Linked DNA regions of Homo sapiens: region 1 is linked to region 2. The links are chromatin contacts, found by Hi-C or POLR2A ChIA-PET in ENCODE. All regions are on one chromosome and are shown on one strand. Each heading gives the region's core, a stretch centred on a gene start or an enhancer-like site at or near the end of the contact. The rest is flanking DNA. Distances are from core to core; before and after follow the strand shown.

Region 1 (4,670 bases), core at 1,454-3,953, 110 kb after region 2:
AATAGTAGTTGGATAATTTAGTAAAATAATAACATCATTTTCATTTTCTTACCTATTCTTAACTTTGGTTTCCTAAAGGAAGAAAATGAGCAGGTAGCACATAATCTATTTAAGTAGATTTAAAGAGAGTTTCAAAATAAATCTCCTGGTCTAGCTCTTAGGTGAATAAAATAGATTTTGTTTGAGACCTCAAAATATTTTGAGGTTAGCTGGTAATTTTCAATAATTTACAAGCTTCCTTCCAAACTAATCTCATACTTTTGTATGTTTCATCTTGAAAATATCTTTTGGGAAATACCACTTTAGTGATTATTTAGCATTTAGCAGTTACACATAGGAAAATACACAGTTACATAGAAAAATACACATTTGAAGATAGAGGAAACCTTGAATGGAGGGGAAGTGTTGACAAATTTTAATTTTTAAAGGAGAAACTTTTTGACTATCTGGGTTAGAGGAAGATATGTGTACCGCCTTTAGGGCATTTTGTTATTTCCGCTGAATCATTAGTTATTAGGATAGATAAATTTTTCCAATTAGTTTCAGCAAGCGTTGTTGGAAACACTGTGCAGTCAAGGATTGTGCAGTGCTGGTTGTGTGACCACACCCTGAGTCAGTGGTGTGGGGAAGTAAAGTGTGAAGAAGCAGTAAGATTGGTTTTTAATTTTGCCCATGTTTTAAATTTTCCTGGTGTTTTCGGTAGCTGACTATAAAATGATAGAGACATTTGGGACAGGCACTTTAAACTGAACACCCCTTTTGGTTTTACCAAAGGTCTTCAGTAATTGTTCTTTTCTTTTTCCTCCTGGACTGCAGGTTCCTGAAGAGGGTTTCTGAGGAAATGGGCAAGATGTTGAAGGAGGTTACATGCAGCTGCTTTTGGGGGAGGGTATTAGAGTTGTCAGGCTCAAAGAGAGTGAGAGAAGCAAGTTGCATGAGTGCATGCAGACATGATTTTTTTTTTACTAACTTCATTAGCATTTCCATACATTGTTTTTAAAAATCATAATACCAACCCTTAAGTTCCTAGTTCACAGTTATTCCCACAAAAGAAAAAGCCAACAATAGTGTACCATTTTTCTATTTATTTTATTGCTGTCTAATCAATAAAGAATGCAGAGCTGTCAAAAAATGTGTCTTACATTAGCTGTCCCAACAGGATTGTCTTCCCTCCCAGCTCTGTTTTAATTGGCTTTTAGACCCACTATCTGTCAGATCCTTGCCATCTGTCAGTGTCTGCCTGCGCCACCTCCGTGCTTGCTTAACATCCTGTTGCATGTCTAGCGTGATTGAGCTAGATTTTTCAGGCATGTCTTTAGATTCCCTTGTTCTTGTCAAAGCCTTGTTTTGTTTTACATTTGTAGTGCAAATCACTTTGTCAAACATCTCCAGCACTAATGTTTCCATCTTAGTATTTGTGCACACTGCTATAACTTCCCCACTGCAAACATTCCAGTTTTGGCATTACGAAGAAGTAGCTGTGAACCTGAAGTATTTATGATAAGAAAAAGAAAACATCTCTGCTGTAGCCTACAGCCCAGTTGAAAGAACTCTTTGAAACGTGATACATCTTCAGCACCTCAGTCTGGGAAGAATCTAGTCAGCACTGAAATCCTGGCATAATAAACACAGAAGATATTCACCACCTCAAGACAAAGGACTATTGTCAAAAGTCAGCTGCTTCCATTCAAATGCTGCCTTAAACTTGAGTGCCTAAATCTGTTGATTGCCAACACTACCACTACAGTATCCCACAAAGGGCTTTATGTGTCAGCTCAGTGCGACCTGCTTTAACTCTGCAGCACCGCTGCAGCTGCCGATGTAGCCTCGGTAGGTGGCTATTAGAGCTCTACCATATACAGTGGTGCATCTTCAAATTTATGCATCAAACTAAAGACATGTCCAAGTCCATTTTAATTTCCTCAGTGGTTTTATGAGAAGTTTTATGGGCCTCCCCCAATTGTCTTTTTATTTTGGGTTATGACGATCATGTTTGATAATTACAATGATAGTCTCTTTCCACGTGATGCTTTTGTTTGAACCTGATAAAATTTAGTGAAACTTTGTAATGATCTATGTGCACTTTTACTTGTAAAATGGAATTTCTGTATGTTTATACTTGTAAATATGATTGTTGTTAGTGCTCCTGTTGCTCATGGTGTCCTGCCTCGCATTTGTGATTCTGTTAATGACATGTATCTTAACTAATTTCTTAGTGGTGTTGTAATAGGGAGATGGGGCAGGTGGGGGGTTATTTGTACCACTGAATCTTCATTAATTTGGTTCTTTACTGTTTTGAGGGGAGAAAGAACGTGAAATGGTTTGTGTATTATTGAATTTTAAGCAATATTTTAGAAGCTGTGTGACTGCTTTAATAACTTTTTCCCAGTGTTATTTGAATCATACTACCCGTTATACTAAAGCTGAATGACAATTGTGTGAAAGTTACTGCCTTCATAAGATCAAGTCACCACTGTTACACAGCTGACATATAGTGTATTACCTTTGCAGCTAGTAAACTATAAAGTTTAGATATTGAATCTCGTTACAGGGTTATTTATATAATGTGACATTATTCAGTACTGACAGACTACATGAAGTAGTTTTAAAATCTAGTGCTATTTTTATTTTAAAGGTTAGCAATGAGGAGGAAATGTGATCTGGCTGTGTTTGTCTTCTGTACAAAGCCTGAAGTGCTTATGGTTTTTTGGCTAACAGCCACAGAGGGCAAAGTTTAAGACTTTCTTGTAAGGACTAACTGTTCTTTTCAAGCTACTGTTTGTTTTTCTAAAAGCAGGATTTGCTTCCGTAGGAGGCAAGTTCCTTGATGTGGAATAGTGCAACCTGTATATGGGTTATTATAATAGGAAAGACATTTGTACTTGCACAGTTTAAATCATTCTTAAATTTTGAACATGTGAATTGTCCCAAAAAATCTTTAATTTTTTGGTAATTTTTACTCTTTTTGTGCACATGTTGATTTCTTAATGGTAAATCCTTCATTTAAAGATAGTGTTCTCTGTTGAGAATATTTACATGGAATAAAACAATCTTTTCATGGCCTGTTAAGGTGTTTAGTGTGTGATCTTTCATTGCTATGTGAATCAGAGATGTGATGATTTTGTTCTTGAATGTGCCAAGTCTCAGATAATACAGAGTAGATGACAAATTCCATAAGTGGGACAAGTTTTTTTTGTTTTTTGCAAAGCAGTTTTGGAAATTGTATTCTAATTTTGGTTTCTCTAAGCTTTCCTAAAGGAAAAAAAAAGTTTGCTGTCTCTTTAGAGTGAATTTAAATTGCATGCAATAATTTGGATTTATCTTTCTTCTCCAGTAGCTGTGTTGCATAGACTTTCCTTTTACACCATCTGTCCACTGCAACCATACGAACTGTCCCTGTACCTCATAGCCCAATCTAGCCACTACACGCTGGACAGCATTTCCTGTGCTCCGGCTTGATTCCTAATCAGTTACAACACCCAAGTCTTCCTGGCATTTCAAAGCATGGAAAGAACATTTGCCATAATTAGTGACACATTATCTGTAACTTCAGGAAGTCTAATTTCAGAAGATTCACCTTTTAAAAAATGCAAATGTGAAACTATGACTGCAAACTTTTAGAAACTCAGAAAAGGGAATAAAATTCAGGGTAGATGCTGAACAATGAGAGGTTACGATTGTTGAGATGAAAATTTAGGGATCAATGCCAAGTTTGGAAGTAGGAACACACAAAACAATGAAAATAGCAGGAAAATAGTGTCAATTGTTAAAGCTTCAGATGGACAGAGGTTTGGGGTGGAGAGCTCAAAACAATGAAGAAAGCTTTTATTATCAAAACTAAGATCAGTGAAATCACTTCCTATTTGCGAGGGGAAGATAACGTCCTTGATAACAACAAATGAAAAGTCTCTCTAGTCTCATTGAAAAGGGTTTTATTTTGAAGAATGTACAGGTTAAGTATTCCTTATCTGAAATGCTGGGGACCAGAAATATTTCCGATTTTTTTTTTTTTAGATATTTGCATTACATACTTAACAGTTGAGCATCCTTAATCCCCAAATCCAAAATTCTCCAGTCAGCATTTCCTTTGAGCATCATGTCATTGCTCAAAAAGTTTCAGATTTTGGAGTTTTGAATTTGGGATACTCAACTTGTATTAGCTTAAGTAAAAAAAAAAAAAAAAAAAAGCTTAAGAAACAACCTATTTCAATGAGCTTATATACCTAGGATCAATGTATTCCTGAGTATAGTCACTGTCAGGAATTAGGGAAACTACAGAAAACATAAGATGCACCAAAAGATTGGGGAATTGGCAAACACACATTTTGAAGAGTAAATTCTGAGAAGTTGGACAACAACCCTTGAAAGTATTAGATGATGTTAGCTTTTAGGGGACAGTGTATTGGGCAACTGACTGAGGTTCCTAAGAATAAGCCATGTCAAAATAGCCTCATTTCTTTTGATACAAATGGGGGTAATTCTAAGACATAATTAGTGTCTTGCTTTCAACACAATTTCAGTTTGACAAGATTTCTCACTTGTTTTCTGTGAGTTGTGACAGCACTATTAGGGATATGGGAGCATTTGACGAACTGATTTGGTAAACCCAGAATCTCCATCCTGAGGAGTTTCTTGTGGATAATATGTATATGTATGTTATGAACCATTAT
Region 2 (4,647 bases), core at 104-2,603:
CCCACTTGGAAGAGGGCATTTGTATGCTTAAAGTGGCCTCAGAAAAGGACAGCAGAGAATTTAGGAAGATTAGCAACTGGACTGTCAGGCGAACTCAGGCTGTTGGCCTCAACTCCAAGAGGGAGCGCAGCTAGGCAAAAGAATACGGATTAAGCGGAAGAGGTTGGAACACCTGTCCAGGCCAGGTAGGGGAGGAGTTTCAATGCTGACAAAGAACCCGTTGGGAGAGCTTCCTAAAACACCCAGCTGTCATGACGCACTGAGGAGTACTCTACTAGTTGACTGTTTTGAAGTGTGTGTGTGTGCGCTTGCTTGCTTTAGGAGACAAGCTATTAATACTAAAGCATATGTTAGGGAGTTGCTCAGCGTACTTGATATCTAGTAGCACCAGCCAAACTAGCTAACAGCCTTTCCATGGAGATAGGCCAGGAAGTAGCTCCATAGAGAAAAAAGGAAGTAGTGGACCTGCCTCCAAGGTTCCGATACTGGGAGGTGAAAGAGATCTGAAGTTCCGAATAAGCTGTTTACACTACCAGAGAAAAATCTGGCTCCCATCCAACCCTCACCCACGAGGTGCCCATTCCAGACATGGGGCAAGCTGCCTTCTCATCTTCCGCAGGTGACAGCTCGGCTCACATTTGTCCACGTCTTCCATCTCGTGCGCTGGCAACATACCTAAATGATTACTGGAAGAGCTGCCTCTTTTTATAATTTCCTGACAGAATTTATAAAATTAAAATATTTAATTAAAGACAGAATCGGGGACATGTTGCCTTCACATTTGCTGTTCAACCTGTGCACATTTTGGTGGTTCCCAAGAATCGTCATGCCAAAGCATCAGGCTTGAAAGGAGAGATCACCTTAAGCATCAAGATTTAAAAAAATAAAACACAACTCTCCTCAGTCTAAACTCTAGGATTTGGATGACGCTTCCCTGTCAAGGTTTCTCCCGAGTGGAGGAGACAAGAGGCAGGAAAGGCAGGTAACTAAAATTGCCTCATGTAAAGGGGCTCAGCGCAGAGGAGGAATGAGATAATAGCGGCGGTGGGGGTCTTTTCCCTTCTCTCCCTTTCTATCTTGGAAACAGGGGTCCGACTGGCAGCGGAGTGGGGGCAGTCCAAGCTCCGGGGTACCTGCAGGAGGAGACTCGACCAGCGAGAGGGGCCAGCGAGGGTGACCAGGTGCCCGCTTGGGGACCCCGCCGGCGGTGGCCAGGCTAGCCCAGGTCCTCCCCGATCCCAGGATGCACTGCGCCCCGCCCCCTCCCCGCGCCGCGTTCCGCCTCCCCTCGGCCCCGGCCCCCTCCCGCCCAGCGCGGGGAGGCGGGGACGCGTCGGCGGCGGAGGCTTCTCCAGTCGCGTCTTTCTCACTCACTGGGGAGCCCGGCGGTGGCGGCACCTTTCGAGGTAGACCCGCTGAGCTGCTAGCCCGCCGGCCAGCGAGTGAGAGGTCGGACAGACTGTGGAGCCGACAGACTGAAGGACAGCGGCACCGCCAGACGGCCAGAAAGTTCCGCCATGAGCTGGGGCACGGAGCTGTGGGTGAGTCGGGGAGAGGGGCGCCCCGCACGGACCCCGGCCCCTGAGAAGCGCGGGTTGGGCGGGCGCCGCGGACCCTCGGCGGTGAAAGCGCGCTCCGCCGTCCTCGGTCCGGCGCTGGCGGAGGGTGAGGGTCCCGCTCGTCTTTGTGTGCAGACTCCTCTTCCCTTCTCGGCCGGGGGTCTAGGGGGCCGCTAGTCCGTGCTCCCGCCTTTGCCGCCGTGGTGCAGCTCGGGCGGCGCCCGGGACGGCCGGGGGAGCAGCCCGCGGGCTCCTGCGTGCGCCGTGATCCCCTCTTGTTCCTTCTCCCTCCTCCACCTTCACTTTTCCCGACGCCTGGCTTCGCGCCCGGCGGCTCCTCTCTTCCTTTGTATCTCTCCTCCCGGAGGCGGGGGAGGGGGCCCATTGTCCCCAAGGGGCGCTGTTCGAGGGCGGGGAGGGGACCGGCCGCGATTCCTCGCCCGGGCCAGGTCCGCGGGGCTAGGGCGTCGCCCGTCTGGGGCGGCGCCGCCCAGAGCCCTCGCCCCAGGTATGGGGACCCAGGCGGCTTTGTTCGGAGCCCGGCCTCGGGCCAGCCAGGCCCAGCCCACACGCACATTTCTCTCTCCCTGCCTCAGTGCTTCGGGCGGGCACAGCTTCGAGGGACTCCGGTTTGGCCACCCCCGGCTGCAGCCTTTGGGCTGGTGGGTTGGTTTTGGGGGCTGAATTAAATCGAGTGATCGATGAGGAAGCTAATTTTACCAAAAGGAGCGTACGGTCTCCCTGTTGCTTTACTTCCCTTTCCGTTCTTTATTCTCACTTGTTCTTTCTCCTTCGTTCTCTCCTTTCCTTTCCTCCTTGCCTTTCTTTGGCACAGGAGGCTCCAGACAATGCCCAGTGTCTGGCCAAGGTACGGGCGGAGGGTAATAGGTCGGAGAATTTGCTCCTGGCGCCGGCGCGGAAGGGTCGAGGTGTGGAGGGCAGTGATTTCTCAGGTGCGGAGGGCAGTGATTTCTCAGGTGCGGCCGGGAGAACTGGGGGCGTGGGGGCGCTGTCCCGAGAGCCGCCTGGCCTCAGCCACTCCCCTTTTTATTCCACCTGTGCCTGTTTTCCGTGCCTTTTGTTCGCGAGGATCTCGTGAAATCACTGCAGAGAAAGGGGAGAAATAACTTTTGAGTATGTGTGTGCCCAGCTAGGGTGGGAGTGAAAGCCAATGGGTTAATTGAAAGGCAAAATGTTTTCTTATTTTTCACGTCTACTCATAGATTGGGAATCTTAGAACTGTGAGACTTTAGAGTCCATCTAGTGAATGCTTTACTTAGCCAGCCAGGAATCTCTTGTGCAACATTCTGTACAAGTGCTTACCCAGTCTGAAAACACACCACCCAAGAGAAAATACCTTAGGAGCCCCTTCATTCCGTTTCTTAGATAGCATTAATTGTTCTTATATTGGGGAGGATTGCATGGTAAATGAATTACATAAAGTTTAATTCTTTTACATTGGTTAGTTTCTCAGGCATTATTGGCCTTTTTCCCTTACACTTTGTGCATTCTATAATTGATTATAGTGAATTATCAATGAAAGGAAATGGGTATAGTTTTATTTTAAATTTTTAAATTTTTTATTTTTTTCATGCCTACCAGAGTGCATTCATTCGTTTTTATAATTACAAAATATTTTAACTTTTGCCTACTTAAATGACTTGTGCTTCAAAGGAAACTAAAATGTAAGTAGAATACTTCTAAAAAGTAAACATAGGAAAACAGTGGAGGCATGTTATTTAGATTTAACTCTTAAGATTTTTAAAAAATTCACTTTGTATCACACTAAAGAATAACAGTTTTAAGGAAAAACATTTTAGTGAATAATAAAATGTGATTTTAAAAGTTTTTTTTTTAAACTTATGGTACTACCTAAGGAAACGATTCCATTCCTCTACTGTCTCCTATAATTTGGTTACTTTCAGCATTTAAAGAGTTTCTCAGCAATCTGAAAAGATAAACTGTAGAAGAGATGGGAATTTTTGTTCTAACTAAAATTTGCTTTGTGTCCTTTGGAAATTCTGAAAAAGATTTTTAATTTTTCTCAACATTTAATACATCTCCATATTTTAAGATTTTTAGTTTGAGGATTTGAGGGAAACATTTATTAGAAACTAAGTAATGTAGAGTGAACTAATATCAACTTGGTGTCTGAAACTTAGATAAGCAGAACTTGGTGTAGAGGACTATTGTTGGGACTAGAAGAAACCTTAGAAAAATTTGAGTATGCTTCCTCTTTTTACTGTTCTCAGTTTTGAAAAAGGATTATACTTCTAATGGATTGTAATGTAATACAAACAACCTGTACTGTGCTCTTGCCATTGAGGAATTTGAGGTTGGGAAATTCTCTCGAAATTTTGGATTTAGAAACCAGTTCTCCTATTATTTCATATTTAGAATCACATTACTGTCCCAAAGAGTTAATTATTGAGAATATGTTGTTACAGAAAAATGATATGTAGCCATGCACTTAAACCTGAGTCTGTTTCTTGTAACAATCATTGGAATTTTTATTGCTATTTTAATGCTTCTTAAGTCTTATGTTAAATTTGAGAAAAAAAGGAATTCAATAGAACGGCTCTAATACTGACTTTGGGGGACTTTTGTAGTGATGTGCTGAGTGGATCGTGTCAGACTTTGGTTGCGTAGTTGTTAGGGGATATGAATTAACTTGTAATAAATTTGAGCTGTGCTTACAGGGATTTCTAGTGTTCCAAATGAGTAAATAAGTTAGTGAATATATACTACAGTCACAGTTTTGCATTGTATTCTGGGTAATACCAAGGAAAGAGATGATACTGTCTTCACTTCTTCAGGATGCGTGGTAACATCTTAGGCATTGCTTATTGTGTTCATTTCTTTATTACATAGCAAGAATGGATGGATCAGATAGCCAAATATGAATTAATAATTTCACAAAGCACAGATTTTGAAATTACTAGCTTTTTTTTAACAGATAGGGACATTAGAGATTGGAAAAGACCTATGTTTAGTAAATAAGTTTTACTTATTAAGAAATAGGTTTTTAGTTTTTGAGGACCTAGTTAAAGTTCGACAGAAAAAATCTGTGTATGGGTTGTGAATGTGT

Evidence for each region. A loop is a pair of places that touch in the nucleus more often than their neighbours do. ChIA-PET counts read pairs that join two places held with the same protein, here RNA polymerase II (POLR2A). Pooled maps may share reads with other maps.
Region 1: a map of mammary epithelial cell shows a loop between it and region 2 (5-fold over the local background). The contact joins the enhancer-like site here to the promoter of FNBP1L in region 2. A Hi-C loop is called at or near these places in 40 of 168 maps with a recorded cell type or tissue (Caco-2, Calu3, IMR-90 and 22 more) and 23 of 50 pooled maps. POLR2A ChIA-PET finds 5 or more read pairs at or near these places in 3 of 52 experiments (A549, GM10248 and MCF 10A).

Annotation. Positions count from the first base shown.
Region 1 is chr1:93,551,593-93,556,262 of GRCh38, forward strand. It overlaps FNBP1L (formin binding protein 1 like), which reads left to right. Exons shown (of 17, transcript NM_001164473.3): 17 at 817-3,069. The coding sequence ends at 824. Among named protein-coding and RNA genes, the nearest start is that of TRC-GCA7-1, 38 kb to the left of the region's middle. RefSeq lists a silencer at 1,080-1,374 and an enhancer at 1,422-1,950. Within about 2 kb of position 2,704, at least 9 of the 41 ENCODE cell types and tissues checked have a DNase peak (open chromatin) inside an H3K27ac peak, as active enhancers do; they include endothelial cell of umbilical vein, left ventricle myocardium inferior and mammary epithelial cell, where a contact is called at or near this core.
Region 2 is chr1:93,446,765-93,451,411 of GRCh38, forward strand. FNBP1L (formin binding protein 1 like) reads left to right here and starts at 1,354. Exons shown (of 17, transcript NM_001164473.3): 1 at 1,354-1,541. The coding sequence starts at 1,518. RefSeq lists silencers at 228-522, 1,462-1,511 and an enhancer at 1,003-1,981.